3 separate regions of the Homo sapiens genome follow, and all the other regions are linked to region 1. A link is an interaction called in ENCODE POLR2A ChIA-PET data of the cell type or tissue named here. Cell type or tissue: A673. All regions are shown on one strand.

What was found. ChIA-PET counts read pairs that join two places held together with the same protein. Peaks named below come from ENCODE experiments on the same cell type or tissue, not always from the same donor. Only the 100,000 strongest peaks of a DNase experiment are listed, where the experiment ranks them.
Region 2: POLR2A ChIA-PET joins it to region 1 with 10 read pairs; 2 of 35 experiments call an interaction of 5 or more read pairs at or near these places.
Region 3: POLR2A ChIA-PET joins it to region 1 with 20 read pairs; 2 of 35 experiments call an interaction of 5 or more read pairs at or near these places.

What each region holds. Positions count from the first base shown.
Region 1 is chr13:45,780,561-45,783,060 of GRCh38, reverse strand. It overlaps SIAH3 (siah E3 ubiquitin protein ligase family member 3), which reads left to right. Exons shown (of 2, transcript NM_198849.3): 2 at 1-2,500. Among named protein-coding and RNA genes, the nearest start is that of SIAH3, 70 kb to the left of the region's middle. In A673, no CTCF peak of the experiment used is centred here; DNase peaks (open chromatin) are centred at 570 and 1,240; H3K4me3 peaks cover 864 bases; H3K27ac peaks cover 2,493 bases.
Region 2 is chr13:45,328,888-45,331,387 of GRCh38, reverse strand. No RefSeq gene overlaps it. Among named protein-coding and RNA genes, the nearest start is that of SNORA31B, 6.3 kb to the left of the region's middle. RefSeq lists an enhancer at 736-1,236. In A673, no CTCF peak of the experiment used is centred here; DNase peaks (open chromatin) are centred at 62 and 1,467; H3K27ac peaks cover 2,500 bases.
Region 3 is chr13:46,063,975-46,066,474 of GRCh38, reverse strand. It overlaps CPB2 (carboxypeptidase B2), which reads left to right. Exons shown (of 11, transcript NM_001872.5): 8 at 1,734-1,827. All of the region lies in intron 1 of CPB2-AS1 (CPB2 antisense RNA 1), which reads right to left. Among named protein-coding and RNA genes, the nearest start is that of CPB2-AS1, 12 kb to the right of the region's middle. In A673, no CTCF peak of the experiment used is centred here; no DNase peak of the experiment used is centred here.

The sequences.
Region 1 (2,500 bases):
TGAAAGGATCAAAACACCATCAAGCAGACTGTTGGGGTTGAAAGGAGGCTTCGTGTGAGAATCATTTCTTGTTTCTCTTTTCAGTCTATTTCAGAGCAAGCTAAATCTGAACGTGTGCAGTCGGCAGGTTGGGGAAGGGGCCCAGCTCAGAGATGGATCACATTTCAGACCATCCAGACATGACTCTGACAGCTTCCCAGGAACCTCAAGGTCAAAGCTGAGCTAGCCGGGCATGAGGAGATCGTGTCTCCACCGCAGGGCTGGGGACTGGGCTAGAGGTGTCATTGTGTGCTGAGTGCTCAGGTTGATGCTGGGGCTCAGGAGAGTAGTCAGAGGCCCACCTTCCTGTGACGGGCTCTTGTCACCTTGTTCCCAGGCTGTGCCGTCTTCTCCTGCTCTGGAATCAAAGTCCTCAGATTTTTGATGCTTTCTTAAAAACCCCTTTGCCTTCTGTTGAGCAAGTAGTAGAAAAGAATAGGCAAGATGGGGGGTGGGGATGAAAAGCAACAGGAAAAAGAGAACATAAAATTAATCTCCCATCTCTGAGAGGGCACTCCCTCCTCAGAGAGTTTTATTATCAAGTTATAAAATCCATCAGTTCCTCCCTAGGGTGCAGTTCTTTCATATCATGCAAAAAGCAGAACCAGGACTCATCATCAAATGCAAAGAACTCAGAGGGTGGCACCCAGGATCTCTGACCTGGCGGGCTGGTCATCACTTACAAACCTGGGAGGCTCTCTTCCCTTTCCTCACTTTCTAAAATGCTCCTACCGTCCCATTCAGCACGCAGACGTGACCACGGCTCAAGTATGTATTCAGCACCTGTTGCAGTATGAATGACACAGTGACGGAAATCCATATTTCCTCTGCGCAGGCTGCTTTCTCTTATTTGGTTGTCAGAACAATTCATCAACATCTTCTTGTAGAAGTCTCTCGTGTATTTGAAGAAAGTCAGCATGTTTAGTCAACTTTGTCTTTTCTGTTCTAAGTTGGACACCTATAAGCCTTCCCAGTAGGACCTCTTCTAGCTCCTTTTTATCGCATTTGTCCCCCCCCTCTGGCTGCTCTCCAGACACTGCAGAAGTCAGGCACCCCATCCCCAGCACATTCCCATGACAGCCAAATGGGCCTTTGGCCAACCAGACATTACTCTCCGTGCCCTGTTCCTGCACCTCACCCCCTCGGCTTGGTCCTGGCAGGCATCCAAGTGACTACTTAGTCTCAGGCAGGTTGCCCTGGCTGGCCATCTGCAATTTTTTCTCCACCAAAAATAACTGATCCTGAAACACAACACCCTTCCCCCAACAACTGGGTTAATTCTCCAGCCACTTTTGGTGCCAACTTACACCCCCACGCACCAGAAGGGAGGTGCCAGTCGATACAAGATTTAATAACAGAGGCTGCTCTGGTCACACAGTAATCGCTGGGCCCCTGGGGCTGAGACTGCATTCCGTCAGAGCCCTGAGAGGGGCAAAAAACATTGCCACAGATGGAGGCACATGTCAGATGCTGCAGTCGCAAAAAAGGATTGGGGCCTGCGCATTCTTTGAGCTCTCAGATGCCCTGCCAGGGCACCAGCCACCCTCCTCCAATCACACAGATGCCCAAGAACACCTGAGGCTGGTCCGTCTGTGCGTGGAAAGACTGGCTGTCTTCCTCCTCACTGCATCCCCAATCCCCTTCCCAGAACCTAAGACCCCCTTGGCTGTAAGTCTTATGCCTTTAGAAGCCACAGGTCCTCTCCTGGTTTTTGAGACTCAACCACTTTGAAAGCATTTGTGTAGCATCACAGGTGCTCCAGATCAACAAACAAAAACCTCACTAAGAATATAACTAACATTCACAGGGCCTTAGGGCTCCTGCAGACATCACCTTTGCCTTCTGGTTGTGCCAAGTTACCTGAGCCACACTGGGAATGACTTCAGGTTATTTTCACTGCACACAAGACTGTATTATGAATAAGTGATCCCAGATGGGAGCTTATATTTTTGTTCCTAGAAAGCTTTAGGACAAAGCATGGGAAATGTATTATTATCTTCCATCTATGGTGCTCCCCAAAAGGCCTCTCCATATCCATATGTGAAGAACTGGAGAAGAAGGAGCAAACTAACAACCAAGAATTGGGAATAGGAAATGGTACCAGCAGTTTGTATTTGAGCTTCACAGTTCCTGAAGGGCTCTTTGATTTGAGTCTCAGGTTAATCCTCATTAGTATCCTCAATATACTAACAGAATAGAGGTTCTAAGACATGAAGTGATCTTTTCAAGGTCACACATCAGGTGGTTAGACCACAACCAAAACCCAGATCAACTGACTGCAAACTTGGTGTTCTTGAAGTAAGACTGATCCGAAATATTCAGCAGTCTTGCCAGCTTACCAGTGGACTGAGGACCTGAGAATCAACTGAGTCTTTGTCCTGGGATAGTTGAGGGAGCAGGGAGAGAAAGACTGGAGTAGATTTGCTTTTAGAAGCATCTCTGCTTTAAGAACTAGGCCAGG
Region 2 (2,500 bases), 450 kb after region 1:
AGGCTGTGTGTTAGTACCGTTGGTGACTGCCATTATATCAGCATGATGGTAACACCAACTGCTGGTATCTATTAAAAGTAAAAGTGACTAAGCTTCTGAAATTTGGTTAAGTAATGTGCAACCTGTTCTGCTCTGTTCCATAGACCAGGGAGGAGGAGGAGGACTGGGTGTGAGTGTCAGAGCAGCAGAGATTTTCATGTAGGGGAGGAAAAATTGCTTTCCACACCCATTGCTAAGTTCATGACTGAGGCCCTTATAACAAAAGACAAATCGACAAAAGCAAAGCGTACATTTTTTTGTTGTTTTTATTTTTTGAGACAGTCTTGCTCTGTCGCCAGGCTGGAGTGCAGTGGCACGATCTCGGCTCATGGCAACCCCCACCTCCCGGGTTCAAGTGATTCTCCCACCTCAGCCTCCCGAGTATCTGGGACTACAGGCACGCACCACCAGGCCCAGCTAATTTTTGTATTTTCAGTAGAGACAGGTTTCACCATGTTGGCCAGGACGGTCTTTATCTCTTGACCTCGTGATCTGCCTGCCTCAGCCTCCCAAAGTCTGGGATTACAGGTGTGAGCCACCATGCCCAGCCAGCGTACATATTTTTTAAATGTTTTCTGTGACATGGGAGCCTTTGTAAGGAAATGAGGACCCAAAGAAACAGGTGAGCTTGTGTATTTTTCTGTTTTGGTTTAATGAAGAGTGAACAGTTGTGCAAAAGTATTGGACAAAGCGGATGATCTAATGGTAAACTGGGGGGAACTTAGCAAGGCCTGTTTGTTCAGATTCTTCTCTGTGTTTCTGTGTCTTCAGAGATGAGGATATTTATTTTCCCTGGGTATATGGAGGGTACCTCTCGAATGAGAGTAATTTCTTTCTTTCTTTCTTTGAGACAGGGTCTCACTGTGTTGCCCAGGCTGAAGTGAAGTGCTGTGATCATAATTCCCCGTAGTCTCAAACTCCTATGCTCAAGAGATCCTCCCAACTCAGCCTCCCAAAGTGTTATGATTACAGGCGCCAGCCACTGTGCTGAGCCTACACCACACCTATTGAAACAGAATATTCAGCATTTAATATTTCGGGTTTTTTGTTTGTTTTTTGAGGGAGAGTCTCACTCTGTCACCCAGGCTGGAGTGCAGTGGTGCAATCTTGGCTCACTACAACCTCTGCCTCCTGGGTTTGAGCGATTCTCCCGCCTCAGTCTCCTGAGTAGCTGGGATTACAGGTGCCCACCACCACGCCTGGCTAATTTTTGTATTTTTAGTAGACACGGTTTCGCCGTGTTGCCCAGGCTGGTCTTGAACTCCTGGCCTCAAGTGATCTGCCCGCCTCAGCCTCCCAAAGTGCTGGGATTACAGGCATGAGCCACCGTGCCCAGCCAGAATATCCAGCATTTTAAAAACCCTTCTGGGATTTCAGCTCCCTGCTGGGGATTGAGGAACCACTATTGTAGCAGGAAGCATGGGAAGGAAATGAGCTCATGAGATAAAGGAAAACAGCTCAGGCAGCTGGCTTGTGGTTACTGCCCTCTTGCTAAAGCAACATATAAAGCGCCAGAGTGGAAAGGAATCTAATGCGCCTGTCCAGTGCTCAGCACCCTTGACTTCCGTCCCTCTTAACCACAGTGCGTGAAGGCCCTGCAGTTCCCCAGGTATGGCTTGGCCTCGTTTTCCACATTGTATGTTAATGCAATAATTTTGTTTTGTTTTTTTTTTTTTTGAGACGGAATCTCGCTGTGTCGCCCAGGCTGGAGTGCAGTGGCGTGATCTGGGCTCACTGCAAGCTCCCCCTCCCAGGTTCACGCCATTCTCCTGCCTCAGCCTCCTGAGTAGCTGGGACTACAGGCGCCTGCCACCACGCCCGGCTAATTTTTTGTATTTTTAGTGGAGACGGGGTTTTACCATGTTAGCCAGGATGGTCTTGATATCCTGACCTCATGTTCCTTGCCCTCAGCCTCCCAAAGTGCTGGGATTACAGGTGTGAGCCACTGCGCCCAGCCAACGCAATAATATTTTAATGCAGCCTAAACTGACATTTGCTTCTTTTGGGTAATATCAGACAGGAGACTTGTCTTGAATTTCTGCCAGCTAAAACTTGTCTTCATGCTTGCTGCTGAAACCAGGTCTGCCCCATCCACACACTGGTGCAGTTGGATTTTGGACTCACACGCAGGAACTTACACTGTGATACCTTTTTCTCACTTTGCATACCAGATGTCTCAGCATCCGATGTGTACTTTAGACATGTTCCTTCCTAATTCCTTTTTCTTTTCTTTTTTTTTTTTTTCATTCTATTTTAGCTCGGCTAAAACAAATAAAAGATAAGCGTCTGCATCAATTTGGCAGACTTACAAGAAAAAAAGGCATTCTTTCCATTTTGGAAGAAGGCATGTGGAATTAGTACTATGCAGTGGTGGTATTTTGAAATCTGGGTTCTAATAAAAGCCCAACCACTTGCTGTGAGAACTCCAGCATCTTAACCTCTCTAAGCCTCAGTATCTCCA
Region 3 (2,500 bases), 280 kb before region 1:
TTTTAATCCATGAACTCACATTCCATCTTTTGCTCTTTCTCTCTCTTCTTTTTTTCCTTGCAATTTATTTGTCAAAGAAAAGAGTTTCCCATTATCAGGATTTGCTAATTGCATTACCATCTTGTAGTTTAACATGCTCTTCTGTCTGTATTTTCTGGTTACTCAACATTGTGATTCATGTAAAATTACTCAAGCAATATGAAATACTCTGCTTTCTAATTTAAAGAGGGGCACATAGAAACATAACTAGGTATATATAAATTTAGAAAAACCTACTTGAGTAGCACATATAAATACTAAGAGGAATAAGATTAGTTGGTGTGATTGGAAACATGGAATTACACATGAATTATTTCATGTAGGAGGTAATTTATGCAGAAGATATGGAAATGGCACAGGAGATTGAGGAAAAAGTCATCTCTGGTGAGAGGAATACTGTAACTGAAAATTTTGTAGGTGGAGGTGGGCAAATGCCAAACTAAGTAAATGAGAATTACCTAGCATAATGCCTAACACAAATTTGGTGTCCAATGAATGGTCATATCTGTAAACTGGTAATAAAGTATATTTACACCTTAACCTGAATCACAGTGGAATTCAGTCACCCTTTAGATTTCCAGCTTCCCAACTGTTCTTTGTATCATTACCCTATTATTAATTCCCACAGTTTGAGAACTTGATATCCCCAGGGCCTATTGTTGCCACGGAACCACAGGCCTGGGAGTGGTAACAGGCTGGAAGGCTTGGCGGAGGGTTGGTGAGAGTAGGAGAAAAGGGTGCTACATCATCCCAAACTCAGAACTTAAATGAAGTATGTGCAACTCTTTTTTTTTTTTTTTTTTTTTTTTGAGACGGAGTCTTGCTCTGTCGCCCAGGCTGGAGTGCAGTGGCAAGATCTCGGCTCACTGCAAGCTCCGCCTCCCAGGTTCATGCCATTCTCTTGCCTCAGCCTCCCGAGTAGCTGGGACTACAGGTGCCCGCCACCACGCCTGGCTAATTTTTTCGTATTTTTAGTAGAGATGGGGTTTCACCGTGTTAGCCAGAATGGTCTCGATCTCCTGACCTCGTGATCCGCCCGCCTCGGCCTCCCAAAGTGCTGGGATTACAGGCGTGAGCCACCGCGCCCGGCCTGTGCAACTCTTTACATGACCAAACTTTCCCAGTTTACCCCAAGAACCCAATAGGGAATTTGCTTTATATTTAAAAACCAGAGTCAAATCAGCACAATCGAAGAAGTCATCAGATTAAAGGTGTCTTCACATCTCCACCTTTTCTAGCTTTGAAAGGGGAGTGGTGAATTCTACCTAAAGAGAGCATTTTAACTTATGACTCAGCGTTCAGTTGAGACACAAAGTTATTTTGCTTTTCTTCGAAGGAGCTCAGAATGACCCTGTGCATAAAATTAATGTAAAGGAAACAAGACTAAACAAGAAGGCTAATAAGCAGCCTAGTGGAATGAAAGGAAATCTTTATTTGTATCAGTCAAAATTGATCAAATATTACCATTATGTTTGGTTCAACTAAAATAGTCTGAGTGGATGTGATTGAAACCCGGATAGCAATAGGGACCGTGCAAAGGAATATTGCAACAACAGTGATGTGATGAAGCCATGCAAGGTATGGGATTGAAGGAGAGAAAGGCAATTCTGGCTTCATGGACTTTCAAATGCATGTCTTTCCTCAGGCCTTGAACGTGGCTACCCAGGTTGTCTGTTTGTATTTTGTTTATGTAGAATCGAATGTGGAGAAAGAACCGTTCTTTCTATGCGAACAATCATTGCATCGGAACAGACCTGAATAGGAACTTTGCTTCCAAACACTGGTGTGGTAGGTTGTTGGCTTTATTTCTTGCAATGTCTCTTCACTGAAAGGGTGATGTTCACAGGGAAAGGCCCATGAATTCAAATTAAATACAGAGCTGGCCTGTCTGAATCAGGGAATAATTTAAATGATAAATGCTTAGGTAAATGTAATGCTGCGACTGTTGGCCAGAGTCAGCAAATCACTTTGGCCTCTCCTCTCTCCTGTTTCCCTATCTTTAAAATAAGAAAGTTGAATCAGTTTTTTAAGATCCCTTCTAGCTTCAAAATTCTAAAATCTATTATCTTGGAATAATAAAGAAGTGACAGTTAAAGATCCTATTTTAATAAACAAAAACATTCATCATTAGAATATCAAAGACCTGAGATGGGGGGAGGACCTCTCTTTTTTTTTTGAGACAGAGTCTTGCTGTGTTGACCAGGCTGGAGTGCAGTGGCACAATCTTGGCTCACTGCAGCCTCTGCCTCCTAGGTTCAAGGATTCTCCTGCCTCAGCCTCCCAAGTAGCTGGGACTACAGGCATATGCCACCGTGCCTGGCTAATTTTTGTATTTTTTTTAGTACAGATGGGATTTCACCATGTTGGCCAGGCTGGTCTCAAACTCCTGGCCTTAAGTGATCCGCCCACCTCGGCCTCCCAAAGTGGCTCACAGGAGTGGGCCACTGTGCCTGGCCTGGAC